2 separate regions of the Homo sapiens genome follow, and region 1 is linked to region 2. Evidence: read pairs that join two places in POLR2A ChIA-PET (ENCODE). Cell type or tissue: Panc1. All regions are shown on one strand. Links, peaks and the distances in the headings refer to the core of each region. The heading gives the core; the rest is flanking DNA. Region 1 overlaps ABCC4 (ATP binding cassette subfamily C member 4 (PEL blood group)). Region 2 overlaps MBNL2 (muscleblind like splicing regulator 2).

Region 1 (16,899 bases), core at 7,487-11,486, 2.0 Mb before region 2:
ACTGAACTAACTACCTAATACTTCCTAGACATGTTTAATCCTTAGACCTTAAAATACCTTCAAACCCCATCTGGCCACTTCTCCCTTCTGTTCCCCCATCCATTACAGCACCAGTCAATGGCGAGCACATTTACTCTATGTGTCCTGAAAAACAATTCATGGTATGTAAAAGCTTTTACCTCAATTAACGTAAAAATTCCCAAAACTAAATAAGATTTCCAGTAACACTTTATGATTGCTCTTGTTAAAGAAGGCTTCTGTGCGTCATTCTCAGCTCTTAAAACTTCTTTATCCCAGAACCTACAATGAGGAAAAAGCTTCGTAAATAAGAGTGAACCCTGCCACAATATAAAACAGGGGAGATGGCAGAGTGACAGGTATGCATTTAAGACAGGGCATTTTGTGACGATTTCATAAATGCTACTAATTGCTCCCAGGGCTCCTGAAGGTTATGTGTGGTACAGAATCTGGAGCATCAGAAAAACAGGCCTTGAGGGGAAGTCTGGGGAAACAAGTTACTGCCAAGCTTTACTGGATTGAAGCCCCATCAGTAGCACAGATAAGCCAGACAACCTCCTCCAACCACAACACTTCCACCTAGAGGGACAGACCTCAGGCATCTCGGGCCTTTGGTGCTGGCTCCCCTGACCTCTACGGAGGCACAGGCAACAGGAGTTTCCCCCAGGCCACCATGGTAGGCTGAGCCTAGGGGCAGCCTGAGGAAGGTGACACATATTCACCTTAAGGGTAAACGGAGGCTCCAGACAGGACCCAGGAAGGCAAAACCCACTCCCCACACACAGACACCCACGCTTCCTTAATGCCCACTTTACTGCCTCCGACTTACCCTTGCAACTCCTCTCCAAGGTGCTGTGAGCGGTCTTCTGGCAGCACTGAATACATATCATCTTCCTCTAATCTCCGTTTATGGCCAATTTTAAACAAGGGATTGAGCCACCTGTTAACAAGAGAAAAGAGACATATATCCAGAATTACACATCCGTGTTTAAGTAGACTCCTACCTCCATGGGTTTTGCTTAAACTTACCTTTAAAATACATACAGCTATATATAGACAGACAGATATGAATATATAGAGCTAGAGAGAGAAAAGTTAACATGTGCACACACACACACACACACACAGTCCCTAGCTCTATCCACAGACAGGCCCCAGAAGCAATGACACACCAGTAGCTGAGAGCATGCTGGTGCCCAGATCTTGGTTTCCAAAACCATTATTATCTAAAAGGAACCAGAGCTTCCTGAAGAAATAGCTGATTCAAAGGCTGGGGCAGAAAAAGATGGCCCATGAGATACCATACGATAAGGAAACATTCAAGGAATCAAGAGGATGGGCCCAAAGAACAGAGGACCCAGCTTGACGGGGTCCCACTAGACAAGTCTGTGATAATGGAAGCATCCAAATAAATCATGACAGCAATGAATTCTAACCCACTGAATAACAAAAGAATCCACGAATCCTTACTGAGACATAAATGGGGTAAGAAGGAAAAACTCTCAGATAAAGAATGATGAGGTTAGAAAACATTTTCAATGGGAGCTAAAACCAGTCAGTGAAGGTTTGATGGGACATTTACATAATCCAAAATTATCTAGGTACAAATTATTTATTAGTTACGAAAGGACAAAATAGTAATCTTGCAGAGGACAGAAAGAACTTATTCAAATATTTTGAGATTCTTTTTACTAAAAAAAAAGAAAAATCAAAATGGTCATCCATTAGGAATCACTTAAATGATATTAACATTATTAATCATTAAATGATAATAATTAACATCATTAATCATTAAATGATAATAATTAACATGCACCAGGCATAGTGGCTCACACCTGTAACTCCAGAGCTTTGGGAGGCTGAGGAGGGAGAATGGCTTGAGCCCAGGAGTTTGAGACCAGCCTACACAACATAGTGAGATGCCCACTTCTACTAAAAACTTATAAAGAAAAAGGCTGGGCAGTGGCTCATGCCTGTAACCCCAGCACTTTAGGTGGCTGAGGTAGGCGGATCACTTGAGGCCAGAAGCTCGAGACCAGCCCGGCAAAACCCCATCTCTAGTAAGAAAATATAAAAATTAGCGAGGTGTGATGACACATGCCTGTAATCCCAGCTACTCGGGAAGCTGCGGCACAAGAATCACTTGAGCCTGGGAGGCAGAGGTTGCAGTGAGCTGAGATCGATGCCACTGCACTCCAGTCTGGGCAACAGAGTGAGACTATCTCAAAACAATAAAAAATATAAATAATAATTAAAATTTAGCCAGATGTACTGGTGTAAGCCTGTGATCCCAGCTATTCCAGAGGCTGAGGTGGGAGGATGGACTGAGCTCAGGAGGTCAAGGCTGCAGTGAGCTGTGATCGCCACTGCACACCAGCCTGAGCAGAACAGCAAGGCTTTGTCTAAAAAAAAAAAAAAGAAGAAGAAACATATTTGTGCCCTATAAGGAAACCTCTAATAACTTTGATAGATGCAATTACTCAATTACACAAACTTCTTTCATCTTGGCTGTCTTATCTGGCCATGTGTCACCTTTAATAGGCATGTTTTATTTTAACATGGGGATTGTCTAATCTAGGAAGCCCTTCCCATGGGGAACCCACTGCCTGGTGGCTTCTGCCTGCAGTGAAATGGTGGGCTTTCAATGCCCCGTAAGATTGGAGCACACACTGCAGGGGTATCCAAGTTATGTTCAGGATTCCGGAAACCTCCTGCTGATCCAAACTAGCAATTCTAATTAACCCAATGGCAAGAAGAACTCATCAACTCACCTCTTTCTCCTCACCTCCTCCAAAATGTGTCCAGAAGACTGTAACCTAACCAGTCCAGCTTCAACTTAGGTGGGTTTCCCAGACATGCCTGAGATGACCTCTGCATGCCCGAGACCTCCCTTCCAGCAGAACCTCATACAGTATATTTCAGCAAGGACTTCTAAGTAAAATTCACTGGTGTCTTTTTGGACTAAAGAGGTTTTTTTAATCAGGGAATAAAACTGGCTCCAGGAAGTTAAAAAATTAAGGAAAGTGAGAATGGTAACTCTGTTCCACAGGCTGAACAGTTAACTGCATAACATTTAGAAATATTAACAAGGAGGGATGCCACTGTTGAGTTAAAGTATCTGCAATCAGAAGAGACCCAAAGCTTCTATTAGAGGATGACACAAATCAGTAAGGACTTAACAAGGACCCTCCTACTCTCTCTCATTGCCCAGATCTCAAAAAGCTGGGCTGAAAAGATGTGGGTACCAGCAAGAGCTAAAGGCTTTTGCCTGATGACAAAAGTCAACTTTGACAAGAGACTAAATTATCTTTGACCATCTATGTAAGGACTTTATACATGGAAATCTAAGTCAGTTGGCTCCTTAATACCAATGTGTCCCTGAGGGGGTCTAGTCAACAATTCCAGACCACTGCCAAATGAGCCATTCCTCCACCCAGTTCTGCCCCAGTAGCCCTTCTCTCCTCAGACTTAGTCTCTTCTCCCCCTTATCTCCCACAATACTTAGTACAGCAGCATCGCTTCCCTCCTAACTGTCCTACTAGGAGTACAATGCTTTCAGGGCAATGACTACTGCCATATTATTTGGAATCCCCATTATGCCTGGTATGTGATAGATACTCAATAAACAGTTATGGAAAGAATGAATGATTGTATTATTGAATAAGACAGATGGGTAGAGTACCTTGAGCAATGATCTAGGGTAAAATTCAATACAAACTCAATATAGCATAGTCGTGCTCAATGCCCAACACAGGAAGCCATCAGCTTCAGCAATACAGAGACATTCTCCACCCCAGGATCACAACCCCCAGCATCATTTCCAGCAAGCAGGAGTCTTAGACAAGGGTTAGTAGAGAGTTTTGTTATTTATTGTTGGTGGTGGTGGCATTTAGTTTTTGTTGTTTTTTCCCCCAAGGATTTGAGAAGTTCTGAATACTGGTTTCTTTTTTTTTTTTTTTTTTTTTTTTTGAGATGGAGTCTCACTCTGTTGCCCAGGCTGGATGGAGTACAGTGGAGCGATCAGAGCTCACTCAGATCCGATCAGAGCTCAGCAGTCTCAAACTTCTGAATTCAAGCAATCCTCCCACCTCTACCTCCCAAGTAGCTAGGAGTACAGGCACATGCCACTGTGCCTGGCTAATATTTTTATTTTTGATAGAGACCAGGTCTCTCTATGTTGCCCAGGCTGGTATCGAACTCCTGGGCTCAAGTGATCCTCCCACTTTGGCCTCCCAAAATTCTGGGATTACAGGCATGAGCCACCAAGCTTGGCCAATAGTGGTTTCTTAATGTGGTATAAGAGGGAAAACACAGGTCCCAGCTCCCTGTCTCTGTGACCCTGACCTGAGTCTTCAGTTTCTATGAGCTTCATGTTCCCCATAGCCACAAGTAAAGGAGGAAATAAAAGCTAACTTATCTTTGGTAAATCCCCTCACTTTCTCTTTCCCTCTCTCCTTTTGTCCCCTTTCAGCTCTCTTTTAGCCCTCTCTGCCTCCTTAAAGGCCCTTTCTATTTCTCTTCTCCTCCTCTTTCCTGACCTTTCTGTAACAACTGGCCATGATGGAACTAAAATAATTATTTCATTACTTGATACTCATTGAATCAAGATTGTTCTCTCTTTAATGGACAAGTTCAAAATTTTATATTCTTCAGAAGCCAAGCCTAATAAAACCTTTTTCAATGGATTATGCATTTGCATAACCCTAAAATTATAGTCTATCAAAGAAGAAAAGTTTCCCCCAACTTTATTAGAAATAAACAATACTAAAAGAAGAGACTAGGGAGGGAAGGTCCTCTCTGCTGTATACCTCCTGAACTTAGGCCTGGAATCACGGGATCCAGGAGGTAAGCGAGAAGGCAGGTTTGTGCTCAGACCTGCAGACAGCAAAGCTGTGAGCTAAGCTGAGAGTTTAGAGAACAAGGAAGGCTAAGGGCAGGTTGAATGAAATCCCCTGTGGCAGGCTACTGAAGGAGTTCACTTGTGTCTCTCGATGCTATACAGTCATCCCCCCATATCCACAGTTTCGCTTTCCACAGGTTGAGTTACCCACAGTTGACTGAAAAGATTAAATGGGAAATTCCAGAAATAATTCCTATGGCTTAAATTGCATACTATTCTGAGTAGCATGATGAAATCTCCCACAAACCCACCCAGGATGGGAATCCTCCCTCTGTCCAGCATTTCCATGCTACAGACGTCACCCACCTTTAGTCATTTAGTAGCCACCCTGGGCGCTCAGATCTATTGTCATGGCATCACAATACTGGTGTTCAAGTCACCCTTATTTTACTTAATAATGGCCCCCAAAGAGCAAGTACAAGGATGCTAGCCATTTGGATATGCCAAGGAGAAGCCACAAAGGCCTTCCTTTATGTGAAAAGGTTAAGGTTCTCAAGCCAATAAGAAAAGGAAAAAAAAATTGTATGCTGAGGTTGCTGAGATCTGGTTTAAGAGTGAACCTTCTATCAACGAAATGGTGAAGAGTATATTGTTGTAATTATTCTATTTTATTATCATTGTTAATCTCTTACTGTGCTCAATTTATAATATTAAACTTTACCATAGATATGTGTAAGTAGGGCCAGGTGTGGTGGCTCACACCTGTAATCCTAGCACTTTGGGAGGCCGAGGCAGGTGGATTGCCTGAGGTCAGCAGTTCAAAACCAGACTGGCCAGCATGGTGAAAACCCATCTCTACTAAAATACAAAAATTACCCAGGCGTGGTGGCAGGCACCTGTGATCCCAGCTATTTGGGAGGCTGAGGCAGGAGAATTGCTTGAAACTGGGAGGCAGAAGTTGCAGTGAGCTGAGATCGCACCTTTGCACTCCAGCCTAGGTGACAGAGCGAGACTGTCTCAAAAACAAAACAAACAAACCAACAAAGATATGTGTAAGTAGGAAAAAAAATCAGTAGGGTTCAGCACTATCCACGGCTTTAGGCAGCCACTGAGGTGAGGGTCTTCAATGAGGGTAGTTCCCCTGCCTCCTCGGACTGGGGGGACTACTGTACATCTATAAAGAGAGTGAAATAGATACACAGGACTTTAACTAGATGACCTTTATGTTTCCTTCCATGAACTTTCTCTATTTGGAAGCCACAAAATAGTAAAGGACTAGAATTCTGGTGCCAGGAATTCAACACTTATTTTAAACAGTATCTGCTGTCTGGTGACCACCCTAGACTCTGAACTTCTAATCTTGGTATCTTTAAATCTGAATGCCTTTTATTCCTCATTCAGTTTCCACTGTTCTTCCTCACCTTCCTGTGTTTCTAAGGAAAACACCTGAGAATGCCTCTCCCCTCCCCACGCCTCCACGATAGAAAGGTTAGTGCACGGCCAACCATGACTGCCCCGGGCTTTCTCCAAAACAGCTCCATTGAAGAAATGATGCTGAGTTTCCATTTTGCACACTGACCCTCCCATGGGGCTCACCCTCTGCCTTTACCTACGCTTAAATTTTCTCTGTAGCATCTGTCGCCATTTGAAAGGCTATTGCATTTCACTTTTTTTAAAAATCATGTTTTCCCCCCAGAGCATCTGGGTTTTTCTGTGTTGTTTGCTGCTAAGCCAACAACATGCTGGGCACATAGAAGGCACCTAGATTTGTCACATGAATGAGCACATCCTCCAAAAATCCCCAAATTTGGCCTGGCATGATGGCTCATGCCTGTAATCCCAGCACTTTGGGAGGCCGAGACAGGTGGATTACTTGAGGTCAGGAGTTCGAGACCAGCCTGGCCAGCATGATGAAACCCCGCCTCTACTAAAAATACAAAAATTAGCCGGGCGTGGTGGAGGACACCCGTAATCCCAGCTACTCGGGAGGCTGAGGTAGGAGAATCGCTTAAACCCAGGAGGCAGAGGTTGCAGTGAGCCGAGACTGCACACTGCACTCCAGCCTGGGCGACAGAGCGAGACCCCATCAAAAAAAAAACAACACAGAAACAAAAACAAATTTAATATAAACTCCAAAATCCATCTTCAGAGACAAGTCTCCATATAAACATAATACATGGAAGGTTAAGTGTTCCTTCAAATGTGGGCAATACTCTCATGCAAATTTTTGTATAAAGTGGATTTTTCTCTTTTTTTTGAGACAGGGTCTCACTCTCTTACCCAGGCTGGAGTGCAGTGGCGCAATCATACCTCACTACAGCCTCAACCTCCCAGGCCCAAGCGGTCCTCTCACCTCAACCTCCCAAGTAGCTGGGATAACAAGGCACGTGCTACCATGCCCGGCTATTTTTTTAAGTATATTTTTGTAAAGATAGAGTCTCATTATATTGCCCAGGCTGGTCTCAAACTCCTGGCCTCAAGTAATCCCCCCACCTTGGCCTCCCAAAGTGTTGGGATTATAGGCATGAGCCACTGCGCCTGGCCTAAAGGGGGTTTTATAAACAGAACTGGTAACACTTTACTTTCTACCTGACACTACACACAGAATTTCTCAGAGTATTATATGTTTTTTCTAAATCTAGTCTTAATAAGCTTTCAACCTCTTTATATATATAAAATAGTTTTCTGAAATGATGGTCATAATTTTGCTTAAAAAAAAACACAAAAAACATTGCTAGTGCCTAAGGGCACATACAATACCCCTGACTCATAACCAACTGCTGATTCAACACCTCCTCCTCTTGGGTGTCTGATAAGCATATCAAACTAAATAATGTCCAAACAGAACACCTTTTCATCCCACAAAAAAATCCTGCTCCTCCCAGGCTTCTCCCTCTCAGTTATCAGCCGTCACATCTTTCCCCTTGCCCAGATTTTCCAAAGAAAAGAAAACCTTCAGGTGACTCTGCAGCCCATCCCTTCTTTGTCACTCTTTGATAGGACACATCTAAGCCATCCAAGTCCTATTACTTCAACATGCAAAGTATATCCAGAAACAGTCACATTGACCCTATAAGGCTCACCCTCTGCCCCTGCCCAAGCTTAAATTTTCTACTCAGCACCTGTCAACATTAGAAGGGCTATTATATTTCACTTTTTTGAAATCATGTTTTCCCCTGGAGGCATCTAGGCTCCACAAGGATGGGGTTTTTCTGTGTTGTTTGCTGCTAAGCCACCCACACCTACAACATGCTGGGCACATAGAAGTCACCCAGATTTGTCACGTGAATGAACACATCCTGTAAAAATTACCTATTTTAACATATTTAAACTCCAAAATCCATTACGAGTCCATGATATCAACTTCTCAGTTACAAATATAAATATTAAATAATTTACAGATATAAGTAAGTCTGCAATAGCAAAAGTTTCCTAAAGGCCTGGATTCTGCAAATGGGTTTCAGAAAGAGGGTGCAAGGACACACACCAGTGCAAATGTGCATTTTCTCGTAGGTAAGTGACTGAGTGCTGGGGAGGAAGGAATGGTGTAGCCCACCGCCAGCACACTTCTCGTGTAACACTCCAGCAATTCTGCTCAGACCCCAAAACCTGAATGCCTAAAAGAAAACAAAATCCTTCCAAAGTTCACCAGGGCCTCTGTCCTTACAAAGTTTCCCATGGCCTGGCTCCAAGGGGAGCCCGACACACCTGATTTCTTCAATCTCCTCCCATTCTCTGTAGTCCAAAATAGCCATTCTCCATGCCCTAAAGTTCAACGATCACCAGACACTAAAGTTCAACGATCACCAGACACAGGCATCGCTGGAATGGATCTCGCGTGAGGGTAGAGCACCCACACCACAGGTGTTCTCAACATGGTCCCAACCCAGCTTATCTCGGCCCATGACCAAGTAAATTAAACTCAGGTGGCACCTGTAAAGCTGTGATCTTCTGTTATTTTTCCTCTAACGTTCCTCCCTTCCTAAAACACGCTCAAAGCCCATTTTCTCATCCCTTCCCGCTTCACTCTACTACCTGTTGTTTCTATGTCAACCTAAGCAACAGGCAATGTGGACCCTGTCCACCTCTCTTCCGGGTCCCCCAACCCCCCTCCACACCTGCACTCTGGGTTCAACATGGGTCCTTCCATGCCATAGGCACCTCAGAGATTTCCTACTACGGAGCTTCAAAGCCTTCTCTGGTTCATCCACAGCCTTCTTGTCTCCCTGTTCTCCCACCAGCTAATCCATGCCTTTCACTTCTTCACAGGGCCCTCACTTTATAATCCCATCTTCCCAGCACTTTCCCACACGACAACCAGTACCAAGCATCTACAGCCATTGTGCATGATTAGCCATCTTAGTCTTCTTCCTTAAAAAAAGATGCACTTGGCATATTTGTACACAATTTAGTAACAGAATAAAATGAAGAAATGTGAGTAAGATTTTTTTTTAAGAGACAGGTTCTCACTTTGTCACTCAGGCTGGGGTGCAGCGGCATAATCATAGCTCATTGAAACTCCTGGGCTCAAGCAACCCTCTCGCATAGCTGAGACTGGAGGTGCATGCCATCATGCCCGGCTAAGTGAGTAGGATATTAATTATTTCTGCAGCCCAAGTTATGCGGCTGACTCATAAGGAGATGAAAGCATTGTTCATTGCAACTAGCAAGTGAAGGATCTGACGACTAGCCAGAGATGCCATACTATATAGTCAGCAAGGCCCGTGTGGCCACCTGCTAGATGCAGGGCTCATTGTTGCCAAGATCCTTCTGAGCCCATCAGTGTATGATGTTGACTATCCTCTGAAAATCAGGCCATTGGCCGGGGACTGTGGCTCACGCCTGTAATCCCAACACCTTGGGAGTCTGAGGCAGGAAGATTGCTTGAGCCCAGTAGTTTGACACCAGCCTGGACAACATGGCAAAACCCTGTCTCGACAAAAACATACAAAAAACTGGCCAGGTGTGGTGGCAGGCACCTGTAGTCCCAGCTACTCAGGAGACTGAGGTGGGAGAATCACCTGAGCCTGGGAAGTCAAGGCTGCAGTGAGACGTGATCGTCTCATTGCCCTCCAGCCTGGGTGACAGAGTGAGACCCTGTCTCAAAAAAAAAGAAAAAAGAAAAATCAAAAAAAAAATCTGGACATTAATTAGTGCCTGTTCAAATCAAGCGCTTTCTTCCAAACGATTAAACTTCATCTCTCATAAGAGATGACATAGTTCTCTCTTGCTTCCAAGCTCAAATAAGCACTTGCCAGACTAAGGAATAAGACTCCTTAACAAAGCGAGCATCTGAAGCTACTCATTTAAGTTTGCGCACCAAGAAGCACAGAGAATAATATACAATTGATCCTTGAACAATGCAGGGATTGGGGTGCCAACCCCCTGTGCAACCAAAAAACCACATATTAATTTTTGACTCCCCAAAACCTTAACTAGTAATAGCCTACTGTTGGCTGGAAGCCTTACCAGTAACATAAAGTTGATGAACACATATTTTGTATGCTCTATGTATTATATACTACATTCTCACAATAAAGTAAGCTAGAGAAAGGAAACCGCCATTAAGACAATCATTGTGGAAAATCATTGAGGAGAAGATACACATGGAAGTGGATCATCAAAGGTTTTCATCCTCATCATCTTCACATTGAATAGGCTGAAGAGGAAGAGGAAGATGAGGGATTGGCCTTGCTGTCTCAGAGGTGGAAGAGGCTGAAGAAAATCTGCACGTAGGCCGGGCGCAGCACACGCCTGTAATCCCAGCACTTTGGGAGGCCGAGGCGGGTGGATCACTTGGGGTCAGGAGTTCAAGACCAGCCTGGCCAACAATGGTGAAACCCTGTCTCTATAAAAATACAGAAAAATTAGCCGGACATGGCGGTGCACATCCCAGCTACTCAGGAGGCTGAGACAGGACAATCGCTTGAACCCAGGAGGCAGAGGTTGCAGTGAGCCAAGATCATGCCATTGCACTCCTGCCTGGGCAACAGAGTGAGACTTCATCTCAAAAAAAAAAAGAAAGAAAAAGAAAAAAAAAGAAAATCTGCACATAAGTGGACTCTTGCAGTTCAAACCCTTGTTGTTCAAGGGTCAACTGTGCTTCACTGGGGTCAAAGAATTGCTCTGGAAGCTGAATTACATGCATGTGAACATGTAATTCACACTTCTCAAGGCTAAACAACTGATAGAATTTAGTCAGTTATCTTGATGCTTTCCCAGATTGCTCAAAGTTTATCTGTCCCTGGGAAATAAATATGAGTGTCTTTAATTTAAGACATGTGTCACGTAACTCAGCGCACAGCCATGCCCCACACATAAGCCTCACTTATGTGAGCCCACACATGCCTGCAGGAGCGCCAACATGCCTTTCCAGGTGCATTTGTCCCAACAAGAACCAGATCCCATTTGTCCCAACAAGAACCCTTTCTCTCTACACCTTTGCCTCCATCACTGTGGCCCAAGGCACCATGAATTTTCAGGACCCCAACAGCCTGCTAGCTGGCCTACCCACCTTCACCCTTGGTTTCCCTGTGATCTTTCAATAGAAAAGCCAGAGTGGATTCTTAAAAATATCATGCCATGCTGCTCTCCTGCAGTAGAAAAACAATGAAACTCATGGTGGGGTGCTGTGCTTGACTGGGTCCCCTTCGTTCAGTGTTCCAGCCACCCTGGCCTGATGTGTTTCTGACAGTCTCCCACATTCCCGTTTGTCCCCTTGCGTGCGAGCAAATGCTTTTCCCCATCTTCTCCCATGATTAGATCTTCTCTCCTGCAGGTCTCAATCCCCAGAAAGTCCTACCCTTGTGTACAAAAAACCAAACATACCCTCATTGTCGATCATTTATATCCTCATTCTCACTTTCTTTACCCATTTACTACAATCTATTTGTGTAGATACAAAAAAATGCACTTAATTACTTTGTCACTTTCCCCTCTAGAACAAAAGCTCTCTGAGGGCAGGATTTTTTTATGGTGTTCACTGGGCCAGGGACCAGGCGAGCCACTCAAAACTGCGGGGTGAACGAGTGAGTGACTCTCCACCCAGGCTGAAGAGCAGCAGCAGAGAACACCCACATCTGGGGCCCAGCAACCCTCTTTAAGCGCCTGCAGGAGAAGGGGAATGTGCAGGTCACTTGAGGTCAGTAAATGATTGAACAGATGCTCTAGCCTCACTCAATAAATCATTTATTATTGAAAGAATAGTGCATTGTAAAGTACTTTCAGGTGTGGCAAATTATTAATCATTGGTTAGTTTTCCTTGAAGAGTCTGCCAGCCCTGCCTGCGGGAGGCTGCTGGGCCCGGCCTGGGGGCTACATTGGGGCAGGGTGGAGAAGGAGGTAGGCTGCTCAGAGTCAGGGACTCTGGAGAGCAGGAGCTGGGTGCAGGGAGACACAATGACAGATCTCACAGGAAAACCCACTCTACCTCATTAGAAATGCCTTCCCCCGGCTGGGCATGGTGGCTCACGCCTGTAATCCCGGCACTTTAGGAGGCTGAGGCAGGTGGATCACCTGAGGTCAGGAGTTTGAGACCAGCCTGACGAACATGGAGAAATCCTATCTCTACTAAAAATTTAGCCAGGCGTGGTGGCACATGCCTGTAATCCCAGCTACTCAGGAGGCTGAAGCAGGAGAATCGCTTGAACCAGGGAAGTGGAGGTTGCGGTGAGCTGAGATCACGCCATTGTACTCCAGCCTGGGCAACAAGAGTGAAACTCCGTCTCAAAAAAAAAAAAAAGGAAGAAAAAAAGAAACGCCTTCCCCTAAGGCAAGGTTTCTCAGCCTCAGCACTACTGGCATTTGGAGCTGAAAAACTCTTTGTTGGGGGTGTCGTCCCGTGCACTGTAGGATGGTTAACAGCATCCCTGAACCCCACCCTCAAGAAGCCAACAGCATCCCCATCCCAAGTCCTGACAACTAAAATTATCTGAGGCATTGCCAGGGTGGCAAAATCACATGGATCAGAACCACCGCACTAAAGTTTTTTACAGCCTTTCTGGACAGGCTATAGAATCTTAAATCAAATGTTGACCTCAGACAGAAGTTGCAAGACAATGACAGCAGTCTTTTAGCCACGTTAGCAAATGATATAAACCCATTAGTAAATCCACCGGTTCAATTCCACTCCAAGAGTTCAAGGCATCTATGTTAACAAAGAATTACAGTAAGATGGGACATGTTACATCTGTGTAGTGTGGGGAAAAAAAAAAAAAAAAGATGGGACACATGTGGACACAGGCTATGCACAGACTCTACTTCTGGGCTTTCTAAGGGATCAACATCCCAGCTCACGAGACTCATCTTCTGTACAGCAGAGTTTCTCAAAGTGTGATCTCTGGACCAGCAGCACCAGAATCCCCTGAAGAGTTAGAAATGCAAATTCTCAGGACCCACTCCAGGTCTATGAATCAGGAACTCTGAGAGTGGGGCCCTGCAATCTGTATCTTCTGATGTTCTCCAGGTGATGCGGATGCAGGTTCAGGTTTGAGAACGTGCCATACAGCTTGCTTTGACACACCAAATGGGAAGCACTTGTCTGACATATACGCCAATACTCCCAACCCAACCCTGGCTCATTAGCAAAATCCCTACCTCAGCCTGGGGAGTTTTACTGGGGAGTTTCTTGTTTTGTTTTTCGGTAAACTTCAATATGTTACCCAATTATGCCTGGGGAATTTTAAAACAAAAACCCACAGACACCTAGAACCGCAACCTAAATGACTGAATCAGAACAAGCCAAGATGAAACCCAAGTGGCGGTCCTTAAAAAGCTCCCCTCACCCAGCACATCCTGGTTATCAGCCAGGTCTGGGAACCATCTGTACGGTAGAGAGAAGAAAGAGGGTATAGTCAGGTACCTGGGAAGTTGGAGAGGGTTTGGAGAAAGGGACACAGTTTGAGCAAACTTTAGGAAAAGAATTTGGAGTTTACCAAGAAGACAAAGGAGGAAGAAGGGACAAATTTTCCAGAAAAATGGAGCCACACAGCCAAGACTTATTGCTTGGAGACAGCAGAGAAAATGCTGCATGGGGTCTGGGGTGATAATGGGGTAATCAAAGGTCTTGTGTTCTAAACTCAGAAAGTTGGACTTTATCCTAAAGATAACAGGGAAATTGTGAATGTTTTTAAGCTACTTTGTATATGATGAACTGTGGAAGGCAAGGAAATCAGTCAGGAATTGGATTTGAAAGAAACTTCACCAATACAGTGACTTGCATCCTTTTATTCAAGCAAACTAGATCCCTTCACCCTCCCAATATCCCCAGTCTGCACAATTCTCACCTCCCCTGCTTGGTCGTAACTCTGTGACTCTACCACAAAAATAAGCAGATGCACAAGAAGTCAGTTTAAAATTCCACATCCTATTTCTCATTTACTCTAGGATCTCAAAACAAGAAAAACATCGCAACCCAAGTCATCTTTTCAAAAACAATTTTGTAAATGTCCTATTTCATAGAAAAGGAAGAAGCAACTCTAAATCAAATTTTTTACTCTGAAATTACCTAGAATTCCCAGGCCCAGTGGCTCACGCCTGTAATCCCAGCACTTTGGGAGGCCGAGGTGGGCAAATCACCTGAGGTCAAGAGTTCAAGACCAGCCTTGACCAAAATAGCGAAACCCCGTCTCTACTAAAAATACAAAAATTAGCTGGGCGTGGTGGTGCGTGCCTGTAATCCCAGCTACTCAGGAAGCTAAGGCGGAAGAATCACTTGAACCCAAGAGGCAGATGTTGCAGTGAGCCAAAATCACACCACTGCAACTCCACCCTGGGCGACAGAGCAAGACTCCCTATCAAAAAAAAGAAATTACCTAGAACTAGCATAGCAGTAACATAAAAAGCTGTATCTATGAGCAGCTCTTCTTATCCACAAAACATATCTTAAATTCATTGTCATTAAAACAAGATATTAGAAAGGAATGGCTTATCCATTTACTAGTATTAATGGTGACATGGCTATTGAAGAAGAAAAAAACACAAAAAAAAGTAATAAACCTTATATACAGAGTTTTACACAATTAGAACTCCAATCCTACATTGACTGAAGACAGTAAGCTAGCACATTAGAGGTGCAAGATGTACAATACCAATAAACAGTCAAAAATCTACTGCATTACTATATTCTAATGATACTGAAAACGTTAATAAGAAATTAACTTCAAGCCAGGCATGGTGGCTCATGCCTATAATACCAGCGCTTTGGGAGGCTGAGGCAGGGGGATCTCTTGAGCCCAAATGTTCGAGACCAGCCTGGGCAACATAGTGAGACCTTCTCTCCACACAAAAAAAAAAAAATTTAATTGGCTGGGCACAGTGGCACACACCTGTAGTCCTAGCCACTCTGGAGGCTGAGGTAGGAGGAATGCTTGAGCCCAGGGGCTTGAGGTTACAGTGAACAATGATCAAAAGTATCCACTAGGTTGGGAGGCCAGCCTAGGGCAACATGCCTGGGGGGCAGCTCTCAGCAAGTTCACAAGCAGCAGCCTGGGAGCACAGCCCTGGGGCCCCGCACACCAGGTCCCAGGAACACTCTCTGCAAGGAGATGGCCCACGTGGCTGGGGCCCTGGTGACAAACAAGAGGACTGAGCAAAGAAGTCAACGTGTTGAGGACAGCAGGAGTCAAGTTTCTCACTACTGAAGGATGAAGATACAAATATGGAAAGAGGGAGAACCAGAACAAAGCATGAGATTTTTGAACTGTGATTTGAAGCACTGGTGTGAAGTCTATCTAATTTGTTTCCTAATACAGATCTATATAAATAGATACCTAAATAAAGATAGAGAAATCAATATACACTGATCCTCTTTAGTGACAAATCCTGTATTTGTGAGTTTGCCTACTTGCTAAATTGTAACCCCAAAAATCAGTCCTCCAGGTGTCTTGCAGTCCTTCACGGACATGCACAGAGTAGCAAAATATTTGAGTCACCCAACATGCATGCTCCCAGCTGAAGTCAAACGAAATGACACTTAGACTTTTTTTTTTTTTTTTCCCAAGACGGAGTCTCACTCTGTTGCCCAGGCTGGAGTGCTGTGGTGCGATCTCGGCTCACCACAACCTCCGCTTCCTGGGTTCAAGCGATTCTCCTGCTTCAGCCTCCTGAGTAGCTGGGATTACAGGCACACGCCACCATGCCCGGCTAATTTTTTTGTATTTTTAGTAGAGACGAGGTTTCACCATGTTGGCCAGGCTGGTCTCGAACTGCTGACCTCAAGCAATCCAGCCACCTTGGCCTCCCAAAGTGCTGGATTTACAGGTGTGAGCTACCACGCCCAGCTGACACTCTGCCTTCTTATTCCCGCTCTTAGAGTAGAAACAACTGTCCTTCTTGTGGGCTGTTCAGTACCATGTTCTTCACATTTTGGGGACTTTTGTGGGTGACTTCGCTGTCTAAAGTGGCCCCAAGCATCATGCTCAAGTGCAGTCTAGTGCATCAAAGCGCAAGGCGGGTGTAATGTGCCCTACAGAAAAAAACGTGTGTTACAGAAGCTTCCTTCAGGCATGAACTATAGTGCTGCTGGCTGTTAATTCAAGGTTAATGATTAATTATATATTAAAAAAGGTGTCTCTAAGCAGACACATGCATAAAACAAGGTTATATATTAAATGGCTGACAAAAATGTGACCAAAGGCGCATAGGAACCTAACCCTGTATTTCGCCTGGAAGCAATGGTTCAGTATTCACTAGTCCTGTGTTTGTGGAGACTTTATAGAGCTCCACTAGTAACAAGAACCAACTGTATATGTATATGTGTGTGTATATATATACACATACACACAAATATATAAATAATATGTGTTGATCTGTGTATGCAAATACATTCTAGCTTTGTCCGCTTAGAGTTCCTAGAAGCAATGAGATCCCATAACAATAAATATGCCTAGGCCGGGCACAGTGGCTCACGCCTGTAATCCCAACACTTTGGGAGGCCAAGGTGGGTGAATCACCTGAGGTCAGGAGTTCAAGACCAGCCTGGCCAACATGGTGAAACCCCGTCTCTACTAAAAATACAAAAATTAGCCCAGCATGGTGGCATG
Region 2 (13,358 bases), core at 2,070-6,069:
AAAAGAAATGGCAAAGCTTGAATCTATGCCGCCTGTTTGGGGTGAGGCAAGAAATCGAGTTTTTATGCAAAGAATCGATTCATTTATTATATTATTTTTTAAAAACCATTTGAATTCTTTGGAGCAATCTTATTTTCTTGCTGTGAAAAATTGTTATATTGCCATAGCTAGTTCCCAAATAGATAAAGTTTACATGGATCCTATTATTTGAAAACAGACTTGCAATTAAGGATTAAAAAAAAATTCATGGTAAATAATCATCGGTTGAATGTTTGGCCAAACGTATGTGTCTATTTATTAAAAATTAGGGACCTACCTAGCTCTACAATGCTACAGCTTTAATTGAGTTTCAAAAGCACATTTTAAACAACCTAGCAAGAGGTAGCTTTCTGGCAAGTTTTCGATACTGTAGTTCAATGTTTACATTTCTTTTCCTGGCATGTCTGAGCCTTTGTTTCCAGCTTAAAAGTGGAACCATTATATTCAAAAGTAAAGCTGGGTTAATAATGCTTACTGCAATTATCTGATCTTTATGCATTTTTAATGAGAACACACAGCCAGCAGAATAATTTAATGAGGGCAGGCTAGCTTTTAAAGCTGTGTTTTCACTATGCCGAACCATATCAACTTTCTCGCTGAGAAGCAGCAGTGAGAAATGATGGAGAAGATTTATTTTTAACACACTTGGCCCAGGAGAAGGAAAGGATATATTTGCTAAAGAATTCTTTCTGCCCTTTTCCGTTTTAAATTTCTGCCAGGCATGAGGAAACTGTGCTTTTTTGTTAGGCCTCGGAAGCATGTGTTTACAATAAATGTGTAACATTTTTAGAATAGTTAGCAAGCACTGAAGCGAAGAAAAAAATCTGACTTGCCTAACCACCACCACCTTGAATGTTCTACAAGAAACATTACTGTCCCTTTAAAAGACAAAGGTTAAGTGGAAAGCTATTTGTTAATTGGGTAATGTGTGTGTTTTGGGGACAATAAGGTTTTTAAAAAAGGCAGGGGGAACATTCTTATAATCTTTAAATAAGAGGAAGTTTCTTCAGCTATCCTACTTGTTTTGCAAGGAGCAGTAGAACTACTCATTTAAATAAGGGCAATGCCACGTAGATTCTTCTAGACCCACTGTTTTTACTTTCAAGGAGAAGTGCAGGACACTAGCCCAGAACTTCTGACGTCATCCCCCAACTATTTCTGCTGTGTGTTCCTTTATTCGAGCTTGTGGAGAGGAATATTTCTTTATGTCCTGGCCAGGAACATTCTAACTCCCCACTGGCAGGACTTAAGTTATGTCTTTATATTTTCGCCTGTCTTTTGTAAATTGTAAACCTGTCCCCTCATAAATAGGGCATCTTCTTGTACCTGCCACATGTCGGGCCGGTCAGCACAGGTTTTCTGCAGGGCTTCTGGCTGGGCTGGCAAAAAGCAGCAGGGAGCAGGGCAAAGCTTTTTTTCTGGCCTGACTCCCCCTTGGTGCAGCCCAGCGCTGCCACCTGGGTGGATGGTCCCCGGGGCCCTATTCCCAGTTGCTCCAGAGCCACTATTTAGGATCCAGGTTGTGCCACCAAGTTCAAGGCTGGTTGTGATGGTGAGAACAGCTGCTTTCATAGAAAAATCATCATGTCCTAGCACAGATGGCCCCAAGCAGGGGAAGTACAATACTGCAGGCTGCAAATCCATGTCACAGGTGGCAACCTTGGTCACAGAGATCGGGGGAAGGGTAATGTTTACAAAGGAACCTTTTAAAAAAGATTTTGACTGGAGCACATTGGAGTTCTCGGGAGTTCCCAAAGCTAATTTGTGTCTCCTCTCTGACTACTCACGTAGTTTTGAGCAAGTGCCTACCTTGATTTTTCTGTCTTTTAATAGAATTGAATCATACTTGCTACACTTTCCCTCATCATTTAGCATTTTGAGACCTTGACCTTTTACCAAAAAAAAAAAAAAAAAAAAAAAAGTTGTTTGTCTCTTGGCACATTGAGCTATTTAAAGTACAAAGGGATAAAACCTCGGTATTAAGAAACTGTTGGCAAACACCTTAGAGTATTAAGATACATAGTCATATACACAAAACCCTTCACTCTACTTTGTGCTCATGTAAATTTTTTAGGGATACTTTTTCTTAGTTCAACAAATGAAATTTCCAAGGAAATCAAAGCGTTGTTGTTTGCATTTTTTCCATCGATCTAATCTAATATACTAGAAGCTCTGCAAAGCACACTATTCTGGCCACAGGCCTTGTAGTGCCCAAAACATTTAATGCTGTTTTTCCTTTGACTTTTGTGTTAAATTTGTGAAAGTGGAGTAAATAAGAGAAAAAACAAGAGGGAAGGAGAAAAATATGCTTGTGAAATATACTGGTTAGGTAGCTTTACTGGTTAACAGCCTGCCTTCTCTCTGCTAGTTGTTTCAATTTGCTGTTGCTATGGTGAAAACAAATCAATATCACATGGCTACCAGCCAGTCCCGCGCTCAGGGAGTGCCATAGAAATTCAAGATCAGGTACTCAAGATTCCAAGCAAGAATTGGGAAAAGAGGATTTAGATGCTGAGCTTAAGAGAATTCCTTATAGTAGAATAAGTAGGTTCAATCTCTCATGCATTTTCTCTTCCTTTTTTCCTGTACTTTCCTACCGATAACAAGAAAAAGATGAAAAGGAAGGTATACTGATTTGTTTACATTTCCAAAATGACAAAACAGATTATCAACATAGAAATAGGTTGGCAACATTGCAAGGGGTGAAGGATTCTGATTCGGGAAAAGGTGGATAACTACAAGACATGTTGGTTGTTGAAAACATAGTTTTGGGGGCCTTTACCATCTTCAGGTACAGCTACATGTCAGAGCTGGCTGGGTTGTGCCAAGCAGAGAAACCTGGCAACTCTAGGGGGCAGGTGGGCAGTGGAGATAAAGGGGGTTATAAAAAGGTAGGGAGGTGTGGGCATAAAAATCAACAAGCAAGAAAGCCCAGAGAGAGCTGCAGGTCAAGAGTCAGGCCAGGCAAGCACAGATCCCTGGGGCATGGCAGAACAGGAGAGGACAGTTCGCCCTGTTCACGAAATCTGCTCAAGACCCAAGCTAAAGGCCTAGCAAAGAAAGGCAGGAAATAGCTGCAAAGAGAAGTAAAGGTGTCATGGGCCCAGGCATCCTTTCCGGAAGGGTCGACTCAACTGGATGAGCATGGATGTCCACTGCTGGGGAGAGCAAAGAGCTTGATATTTTAATGCTTTGGTTTCTCTCAGAAGAATGAGGCAGGAAGACTTAACCGGGCTTTGTAAATTAGTTAACATACTATTTTTTTTTCTCCAGTTTTATACTCTTCTCAGTTTTTTTTTTCTTTTAAAAAATGTGCACAAACTATTTGTTGCAGCCGTGATAATATTCGTAGTAAAGAGCCAAAGGTGCTGCGTGGCTGGGTCTGCATCAGGCCTGGGCCTCCGACTGCACGGCTCCAACTACACAGTTGTTTATGGAGACCAGTCCCGGCCTCCTCTGCTGAGAGTAAAAACAGGTGTGAAAGGTAAGGCCTAAGGGTTTCTTTTGTAAACCTGAGCTCTGAGGCTGATGGACGAGTTTTGGGCTGGCCTGCCCTCCTCAATACAGCAGAAACGCTTGGTAATAAAAGTGGACTCAATAATTTACCTTAGTGTTTTGACAAAGAATGCATTGTCTGAATTATACTAGGTAGTATATTCCATCAATCAGTCAACAAGTGTTTATTAAACACCTCTGGGCTTCCCTGGCTTTTGCTATTTGGTGAGAAACCCAACTCAGTAACCTAATACCTGCCTTTGTGTGTGTGTACAAAAATAAATGATGCAAAATTGTAAGTTTCAAAGACTTGAATAACTTTATTGGCTAATATTAATTTAGCATTGTTAACCATCAGATTAATTTTAGGCTTGGGGCAGTTTTAGTGATTGGGGGAGAACAAGAGATGGACTTTTGAGTTTTAGGTATCTGTATGTATGTACTTTCTTGACCTCTGTTATATTTCTCCAGATAAGTACTGTTTAAATAACATATAAAGATGTCAGATGAGCAATAGATAGATAAGAATGGTGCAAAAAAAAATCAAAATATGAAGCTACTGAGAGCAATTTCTGAGTCTCAGCATACTGAGTTTTGGCCCCAAAGTGCCTGGGGAAAATGGACATATCATCTAAAAAGCTGTAAATACCAGCCAACAACAGGAAGTCTTAGACTCCTGTCCCACACTTCTGAGCTGCAGGGTGTGGGGGAAGCCCCATGCCTTTATCTCACTGTCTCTATCTCTAGCAAGGAAACCTGTTTCCTGACTCTGCAGAATTTCGCTTTCCCCCTTTTTCCTTAAAAGCAGAGTTACAAAAAAAAAAAACAAAAAAAAAATCAAAAAAAAAAAATATATTTCCTTTTGAAACACTAAGTTTTGGGTTTATTTGTTGGTTTTACCCTAACATCACAGTTAGTGTGTATTCTCTGGGCACAGACAAGCTGCGAGGTTCAGGGACGCAGCCTGGGGGAGAGCTGAGAGAGGAGGCTGAGGATGTAGCCATGTTTATAGAACTCTTTTCAGGCATGGGTCTTGGCAGACAGATGGGCAGGTCCAAGGTTTATGGGCATTGACTGCAAGCTGGTTGCTGTAGAAGAGCTCCAGGGTGGTACATGACCTCAGAGGAAAAAGGGAGGAGTCAAGAACACTGAAAATGCTGCGGCCGTTTGCAATCCACAATAGCAAGGAAACAAGATATTTACAAATGAGATAAGGATGGTTAAGCACTCAAATGTCTTCAGAAGGAGAATTAACATATGTGTAGTTTCTTACACTTTACAAAGGGCGTTCACAGGCATTATCTTAATTAGCAGTTCAAATAGAAAGTTAAAAAGTGGGAGTCTAAACTTAGGGCACTCTGGCAAGGATGTGCTGGGTAAAGCTGCTGGAGGAGATGCATTATAAACTGGATTTTTAAAACTTGGAGTTATTGATTTTTTTCCAGCAGCTAATTGACTTGAATTTTGAAGGACAGGAAAAACTTAGAACTGTCCCTGGGGGTGCACATGCTTGTCCCCAAATGCCTTCATGGGCAGCGTGTGCATTTAGACTAGACTTTGGGACCATTGGTAGCCTAGATGCCAAGGAAGAGCAAGAAGACAGGTTGATTTGCTTTGCTTTTTCAGCTCTGACTGCTAGGCATTCAAGCACAAAACCTGTGCTGGCTCTGCACCCCAAATGGTCACACAGAAGTAAGGTGCTTCTAGAACAGAAAATCCATGCGTAATTATGAATGGTCTGCAGATCTGGGAAAAACCAAAGTCTACAAGGAGACCAAAATTCAAAGCATTCAATTTTCCCATGAGAGCATCTCATTGAGTTCTCCTAAGCCTGTTACAGGGAGTTGGGGGGGAAATGAATATTTCAAGGGCATGTGTTAGAAACTGGCTGTTTTACATACATATCTCATATAATTTGAACCTAAGAAGAGCAGGAGAGCCCCACAAAGTTAATACTATCCCCAGCTGGCCAGTAGAAGAGAAGCTCTGAAAAGCTCTGACAGCCATGATCCCACAGCTAATACTTGGCTGAGCAAGTATTTAAACTCAGGCCCATAAGACCCCCAAGCTGTATAGGTAGGTGACATTATGTTTTTCAGCTGAACGAATGAAATTGAGGACATAAAAATAATTCATTTGCAGAAAAAAAAGCTCAAGGTGGAGGTAGGAGATTAATTATTTTAAAACTCTCAGATGTACTTTATATAGTTTACATTATAATATGCAAATACTGAGTGTACTAGTGATAGTAACATATATATATCTTACATGTATATATAATTTCAGTTTTTATATTTATTATCTTTTTTTTTTTTTTTTTGAGACAGAGTCGCACTCTGTTGCCCAAGCTGGAGTGCGGTGGCACTATCTCAGCTCACTGCCAACCTCTGCCTCCCAGGTTCAAGCGATTCTCCTGCCTCAGCCTCCCAAGTAGCTGGGATCACAGGCGTGTGTCACCACACCTGGCTAATTTTTGTATTTTTAGTAGAGACAGGGTTTCACCATATTGGCCAGGGTAGTCTCGAACTCCTGACCTCAGGTAATCCACCCGCCTCAGCCTCCCAGAGTGCTGGGATTACAGGTGTGAGCCACTGTTCCTGGCCTATTATCTCTTTTAATGGTCACATTTTGCCCTCTGTTTTACAGATTCAATGAAAACTCAAATTGAGTAAGGTTAAGCAATGTGCTAAAAGTCTCATTGGCCACAAAAGTAGAAATAGTAGTCCTCAAACCTCTGGGAATCCACACGTGATATTTAATGAGATAAATGAAATTAAACTTCAGTCTGACTTGGAGTTTTCTTTTAATGGATGTTGCGTAATTGAGTAGAGCCCAACCCAAGCAATTTTGAGAAGACAGTAATATTTTTAATTAAGATATTGAATTATTCTAAAAATCTATAAATTTCTGGCATCCTAGATGCAAGCTTCAATTAATCAAACTTAAAGTATTGATGCAATATATATTGTCTAAATGATTTACTACATATAATTTTCAGTGTTCTCAGAGTTCAGGAAAGTGGAGCTCAGTTTGGGTGGGAGTAAGAGATAAGGCTTCCCACAGGAAGAGCTGCCTCCTCTGGGTCTGAATGGATGTATTTGGTCTGGATCCATGTCTCTAATGTGGTATGTCCACACCCCGGGCCAAGGGCAAGATTATTCACTTGGCAAGGAAATAGGTGAACTTCCATCTTATATATTATTTAGCTCATCCTTTAAAAATGTCAGTTTTCATGGATGTTTGATAATGTGTGTAACATATTAGCAGGGTTATGCAAGAATAATATTTATAAAGTAACCATCCTTAGTGGTTGTTTCTGATCTAAAAAAAAACATTCTGATAAGAATGTATGATCAAAAATGTTTGGAGAGGCCAGTGGTCAAAATCTCAGGAAGGAGGAATAGCATGATGTGGTATAGTGGCCAGGAAGGAACCTTGACCTTGGAGATGGAGATGAAGTGTTAGGGTGCAGTGGGGAATAAAGTTAGATGGAGGGGGTGGAGTCAGGATATGAATGAGCTGAAGGGCCCTGTGGAAGAGTTTAATTTCATTACCTATAACATCACATCTAATGCTTTATAAAGATTCAATTGGGACTTGTAAGATAGGGTTAGAGGTCAGAACATTTGTAACTAGTGATGTCACCGGCTAGAAAACTTTCACAATATTCCAGGTACAAAGTGGAAAAGGGTTGCATTAGCATGACAAATGAAGGAGAAAGGGCAAATCCAAAAGGCATCTTGAAGGAAAAATAATAGAACGCAGTGAGAGCTTAGAAGAGTGAAACTGGGCCAGGCACAGTGGCTCACGCCTGTAATCCCAGCACTTTGGTAGGCCAAGGTGGGTGGATCACCTGAGGTTGGGAGTTTGAGAGCAGCCTGACCAACATGGTGAAACCCCATCTGTACTAAAAATAGAAAAATTAGCCGGATGTGGTGGCACATGCCTGTGATCCCAGCTACTCGGGAGGCTGAGTCAAGGTAATCCCTTGAACCCAGGAGGCAGAGGTTGCGGTGAGCTGAGGTCACGCCATTGCAGAAATTCTAGGAGGAGTGATATCAATGGTACCCTGACAGAAATGGGAGTGGTCTGAAAAAGGGACCAATAAATGGGAATAGGGTTGAAGGAGGGTGGGCGATGATGAGTTTTTAGACTTGAGAATGGTGTTTTTAGCTAATGATGAAACATCTAAGTGGAGATGTCTCATAAACATTTGACAATGTGGGAATGAAGAACAGCCTGGACAACAGGCTACAAATACAAGCTCAGACACACCTGTGTTGAAGCCGTAGTTGAAGCCATTGGTGCTCACACCTCGTGAAAGAAGGCAGCGTGAACAGAGATAGGCAATGACAAAGGATGAATCTTGGGGAACATGGCAAGGGCCCAAAAGAGAATAAGAGCTAGCAAAGAATCAGAAAAATAAATACCCACAAAGGAGCAAAATTGTTTTTAAAAAATGAACAACCAATACTATTAAGCACCATAGCCTAATCTCCAGGATTCCATAAGAAAACAGTGTAGTCTCCTGGGTTGAACTACTCTCCTGCACATAGCTTTTCCTCTCTGGCAAGGGTTTCTGGCTGTGGTCCTTTTGGGGCAAATATTGGTTCAGAATCTTGTTTAGAGCCACAGAATATTAGATAGTTAAGGGAACCTTTGTAGCTGTATCTCTCGTATATACAGTTGACTTTTTAAAAGTCGATCTTCACTAATAAGCAGAGAGAGTATTTAAAAACCAATAATTATCAATACTTCTGCATCCATCTCTCAAAATGTATATATTTTGGGGATGTTACTGGTTAGAACAGTAATTCCAGAGTGATTGGAGATATCACTTGACACTTGTCATCCTGTTCTCAAAGACCCTGGGGATTCATTTATTTCTGATTCTAGCAGTTCTCAATTGAACCCAGCCATAAGGACTTCTCTGAAGAAAATAGCCTTTCATGATGAGAAAGTACTTGAAGTATGCAAATAGATTGATGCCGTCACACCAGACACCTACCATAAGTAACCAGACAGCACTTCTCAAACTCTCATGTGCCTGCGAATCACCTGGGGATCTCATTAAAAATGTAGACTCTGATTCAGTAGGGCTGGGCTGAGGTCAAGATTCTACATTTGTAACAGGCTCCAGGTGATAAAGCTGATGTTCATCCAGGAGGCTCCAGAATACAATAGCTGCTTTGGAAGTGTCACTGCCACAATGTGAGTGGCAGCAGATCACTGGGTCTGGGATGGCTCCTTGGAGGATCTTCTGGCAGTCTGGAGACTGGGACCTACCTCCTCCACACAGCAGGTCTTTCCAGGCTGTTCAGCCTCAGAGTGAAGCTGAGGTTGAACTGATATATCCCACCAGCCTTGCACCAATGTGGCTGGGGCTGAAGGCATGAAGCCAGGGACTTCAGCAGCTGCAAGCAGTTCTGTGACTACACACAGCCTGTCTCTGGCTATCTCCCCATTCCCGAGACGTCTATCTTCTCAGTGGACACAGACTCTCACAAGTTCCCCAAGAGATTTGGTTACTGCCTCCAGGGAAGGCTGTTGTGTTTATCTGTCTGCTCCAGAGTTGTTTTTTTTTTTATTATCCTAAGGAATATATGCATTATAAACCGGCCTTAGATTCCTTTTCTTCTGGATGGTGGTCAGAACTGGAGCCCAGAAGTCTGATGTGCCTACTTGCATCCTCACATCCTTGGTGAATTAGGTCCAGGAGCTCTGACACATTCATTCCCTAAGATGTAGATAGCGCCATTCTCTCCTCCTCATCTCCAAAGAATGTGAAGGATAGAGAGGAAGGGTTATATGCCATTAACATCGCATTTATTTAAAAAATGCTAGTTTTAAAGTCTTGTAATAGAAACGAAGACATTATGAGAAGAGACAGCTGTCTAACGAAGTAGCTTAAGTGAAATGCCCAGGCCTGATTGTTGAGTCTCATACCTTGTTATAGGTCATCCATCTCGTGCCCCTGTCTGTCCTCCCTCCTTTCAGATGCCTTGTTTTCCTGTGTGTCCCACATGTGGCCCCCTCTTTCCTAGAACCAGGAGTCAAGCTAAACTGATTTAGAGGAAGTGTTCCCTACCCAGATGCTCATTTAGTCCACACACAGATGGCCGGTATTTTTATGCATTTTTAATTTACCAATAACCTTTTAGGAATGAAACAGAACTAACATTTATTGAATTTATTGAGCACTTACTATATGGAAAGTCCTCCTCTGCTGATAGCTTCCTGTATATCAACTCAGTTAAACCTTTTCATGAAGAAAATGAAGCTTAGAGAGACCAAGTTACTTGCCAAGGTTACAGAATAAGGGGTAAAACTCAAGATGGTAGGATGGAAACATGCAACCCTTGTCCACCAGTTCTTACTTGGGGATTGCAGCAAAAAGGGTTTGCTTTAGAAAAACTTCCCCGACAGTTGTAAGTACTGTTAGTGGAGCTCACTAAATAGTTAAATAGACATAAGCAATTACTGGCATACTGTGCAGGCATGAGTTCAGTTTTAGCCAGAAGTCCCTCCTCACAAAGGGACTTGGTATATTGCCAAGGATAGCTAGGGCATCATCTCCACTATTTGCTGTGATTATTTGTCGGCCTTTTTCTTACTCTTGACGCTATGTGTGTGTGTGTGTGTGTGTGTGTGTGTGTGTGTGTGTGCGCACGTACACTGAATGAACTTAAACAACTTGATGGATCTCAACATTTAGACACCTTAAATAGATACCATAGGTAAAAGCTCGTTATCAACTGTAAGACCTATTCCAAAGTGAAATGTTTGTGCTGTTGTGATTTTGTTGCTCTCTATGAGAATTCTTAGAGATCCCTTTTTTCTTTGACTTCCCTTCCTGTGCAGTGCCGTTTTCTTTGATGCTCTCGCTTCAGGCTCTTTTTCATATATATATATATATATATATATATATATATATATATATATATATATATCTTTTTATTATACTTTAAGTTCTAGGGTACATGTGCACAACATGCAGGTTTGTTACATATGTATACATGCGCCATGTTGGTGTGCTGCACCTATTAACTCGTCATTTACATTAGGTATATCTCCTAATGCTATCCCTCCCCCCTCCCCCCACCCCACAACAGGCCCCGCTGTGTGATGTTCCCCTTCCTGTGTCCAAGTGTTGAGCAGGCTCTCTTTTTCTAGTGCTCTGCCTGCTCCTGCGCTAGCCCATGGTCTCTTTTCTAATGTCCTGTTCTCTCTTCGAAGTCTGTACCTGGCACCCCTACTAAATGGCACACACAGACACCTCATATTTCTGGGGTTCTAGTCACACCTGAGTCTTAGCTGGTGGAAGGAACTATTTATTTTCCCCTTTAGGAAACCAATCATTTGAAGCCTCAAGTATCAGCCTCCTGGCAGCCACCACAAAGACCATCCCCTCAGGAAACAAAACAAGCTCTATCTCTAGAGTTTCCCTGTTTTTTTTTTTTTCTTTAAAGTTCCCTGGTGCAAGTAGGCTGCAATTAAGAGTCAGGATCAAAGGGACTGGCTGCCTCTGGGGCTGCTGGGACCAGCAGAGAGCTTTGGTCCTTTTAACTACTTACTTCCCACAATGCGTGCTACTCTAGCTGCTTCTTTGTTCTCCTGGGTACTCAAGTACCAGAATGGTGGTTTGCTGTGGGAAGACACATTAGAGTCAATGGAAGAACTTTTTCACATTACACAGGATTCTGACGGCCCCACCACACCACTCCTTGGAGATCTACCCAACTGACAAAAAATACAAATATAAGGTAGAAATTAGAAGGAAATCCCAAGTGGGAAGGCATCTGAGGGATTATTAGCACAATTCCTGTCTACCCTCTTCCCCAGCCCTGACAAGCTGTTTCCAGCTATTGTGTATCTTTCTTTATTGACCGGACAATCATGACCCTATGGCGCATACAAGCCATAACATTTTGTTAGAAAATTCTTCCTCATGCTGAAATGAAATGGGACTCTGTAACCTGCACTCTTCATCCTTGTTCAGGCCTTTGGAGTAACCCTAAGCAAATCAAGTGTCTCTTTAGGAGGCGAGCCCCTTCACGTACTTGAAGATGTCAGAATTCCTCTGACAGGACCAGTATGGCACCTCCCTAATTCATGATAGAATACCTTTATATATGCAACCCAAGACACTGAGCTTCTCTGGCAGTGTTGACCCATTGTAGACTCAAATTGAACCTTGAACCAGCTGTGATAAGAGAAAGAGGTGGGGCTCTTTAACTTCTCTCAGCTTGGTTCAGGCCTGAGCACAGTGCGGGGGCGGGGGGTAGTGAATAGATGAAGGTAAAGTGTGGCGGGACAGATGATCTTCCACAACTGCATGATGGGATGCTTTAAAATTGTTTTCAGTCCCAACCACAGGTAACAGCCCCCTCCAGAAATCCCTGGCAATGTGCGGGACACTGGCTTGCAAAATTACCCACAAGGACAATAGACTGATGGATCGAGATTTAAATAAACATACATGCAGAGATAGATTGAGGTATTTCTTCACATCAACCATTTGAATAACACACTCGGGCAGTGTTTAGAGATAAGGTACACGTTTTTGGTTTTCTTCCGTCATCGTCTATGTGTTTTGGTTCAACGAGCATTTTCGCAGTAGCGCTCAGTCCTCCCGAGTTTCTCTGCGGCTCTCAGCAGCTTAGAGACACACTTCGCCATCAGTAGGTGCCAAGGTCACTGGAGGAACTAATTAATCCCAGCTCCAGTCAACAGCAGGCTGCACTAACCTGCCCTCCTTCCTCGTAGAAGGAGAAACCAGGAAGGATTTTCTCCCTCAGTTCCGCCCAGGCCTTCTTAGGGACACGCAGAGCAAACAAAGGAAGGGTGAGGAGGGGTGTTGAACCATTTCTCTATGAGGTGACCACATTTTCATGTAGAGAAGGCCCAGAGCTTGATCTGAAGCTTTCAGACTTGAGTTGATATTTAACGTAGAGATCCCCAGGCCCCTACTCTATCACAAACTCTGTCTTTTTTTTTCCTCTGTACTAGTATTAGTTTTATTAATGCCCTATAAACCCAGCAAGCATGATTTGCCAGGCCAAAAATTTGCATTTTTAACAAAAATTGCCAGCTTTCTAGCTGACCACTCAAGAGCATGAGTTTTCCCCACTCGGTGAAATTTATGTTGTATAACGCAGACCTCATTCAATAATTGATCAGAAAATGTAACTGAGAGGAGTGATTATTTTTGGAAACATTGACGACCAATAACCCAAGATACAAAGTTAGAAAACATTGCCATTTAAAACCTTGTAGATACCGGAATTCTTGTGAGTCCCCTTATCCAGGTACATGTTAGGTCTTGAGTTAATTGCTCTGTGGCTGTGGATTTTTATTTGATGTTCTGATCTCTTCCTTCCAGTTTGATAAATTAGTGTAGAAAGTGGAAGAAAAACATGCCGGCGCAGCCTGTGCGCTTTGTCAGGTTAACAGAATGGAGTCCTGCTCTGGCATCAGTCAGTGCTGTTGTCCGAACCCTCTGTGGCTCCTTCCTCCCTCCCTGGGGCCCAGAGCTGCAGACGCTAGAGGGGCATCGGCCTGGGAGTGAGGTTCCCGCTACAGTTTGGAGAACCCAGCAAATCCTGGAGTTAGGTTTCTGACGCTCCCCATCTTGCTCCCTAGTTACAAACAGAAAAAAAAAAAAATCAAAACCATATGTTCAATACACTGTCAGCCTTCTAGTGAACATGTTACCGTTAAATAATAACCGTCAGCCTATCCGCAAATTTGACGGTGATGGGCGTTGGAGCTGACCTGCCCTGGCGGAGGCTGGGGAGGGTGGAGAAGGGCGATTGTGTTTGCTT

The links. Peaks named below come from ENCODE experiments on the same cell type or tissue, not always from the same donor. Only the 100,000 strongest peaks of a DNase experiment are listed, where the experiment ranks them.
Region 1: POLR2A ChIA-PET joins it to region 2 with 5 read pairs; 1 of 35 experiments calls an interaction of 5 or more read pairs at or near these places.

Annotation. Positions count from the first base shown.
Region 1 is chr13:95,246,796-95,263,694 of GRCh38, forward strand. ABCC4 (ATP binding cassette subfamily C member 4 (PEL blood group)) reads right to left here. Exons shown (of 31, transcript NM_005845.5): 2 at 848-958; 3 at 180-300. Among named protein-coding and RNA genes, the nearest start is that of SNORD13G, 45 kb to the left of the region's middle. RefSeq lists enhancers at 15,321-15,380, 15,501-15,550, 16,141-16,260. In Panc1, for the core only: no CTCF peak of the experiment used is centred there; DNase peaks (open chromatin) are centred at 7,666 and 9,486; H3K27ac peaks cover 3,267 bases.
Region 2 is chr13:97,222,693-97,236,050 of GRCh38, forward strand. All of the region lies in intron 1 of MBNL2 (muscleblind like splicing regulator 2), which reads left to right. LOC107984573 (a long non-coding RNA gene) reads right to left here. Exons shown (of 2, transcript XR_001749968.1): 2 at 12,719-13,172. Among named protein-coding and RNA genes, the nearest start is that of MBNL2, 7.0 kb to the left of the region's middle. RefSeq lists an enhancer at 4,377-5,159. In Panc1, for the core only: no CTCF peak of the experiment used is centred there; no DNase peak of the experiment used is centred there; H3K4me3 peaks cover 3,543 bases; H3K27ac peaks cover 4,000 bases.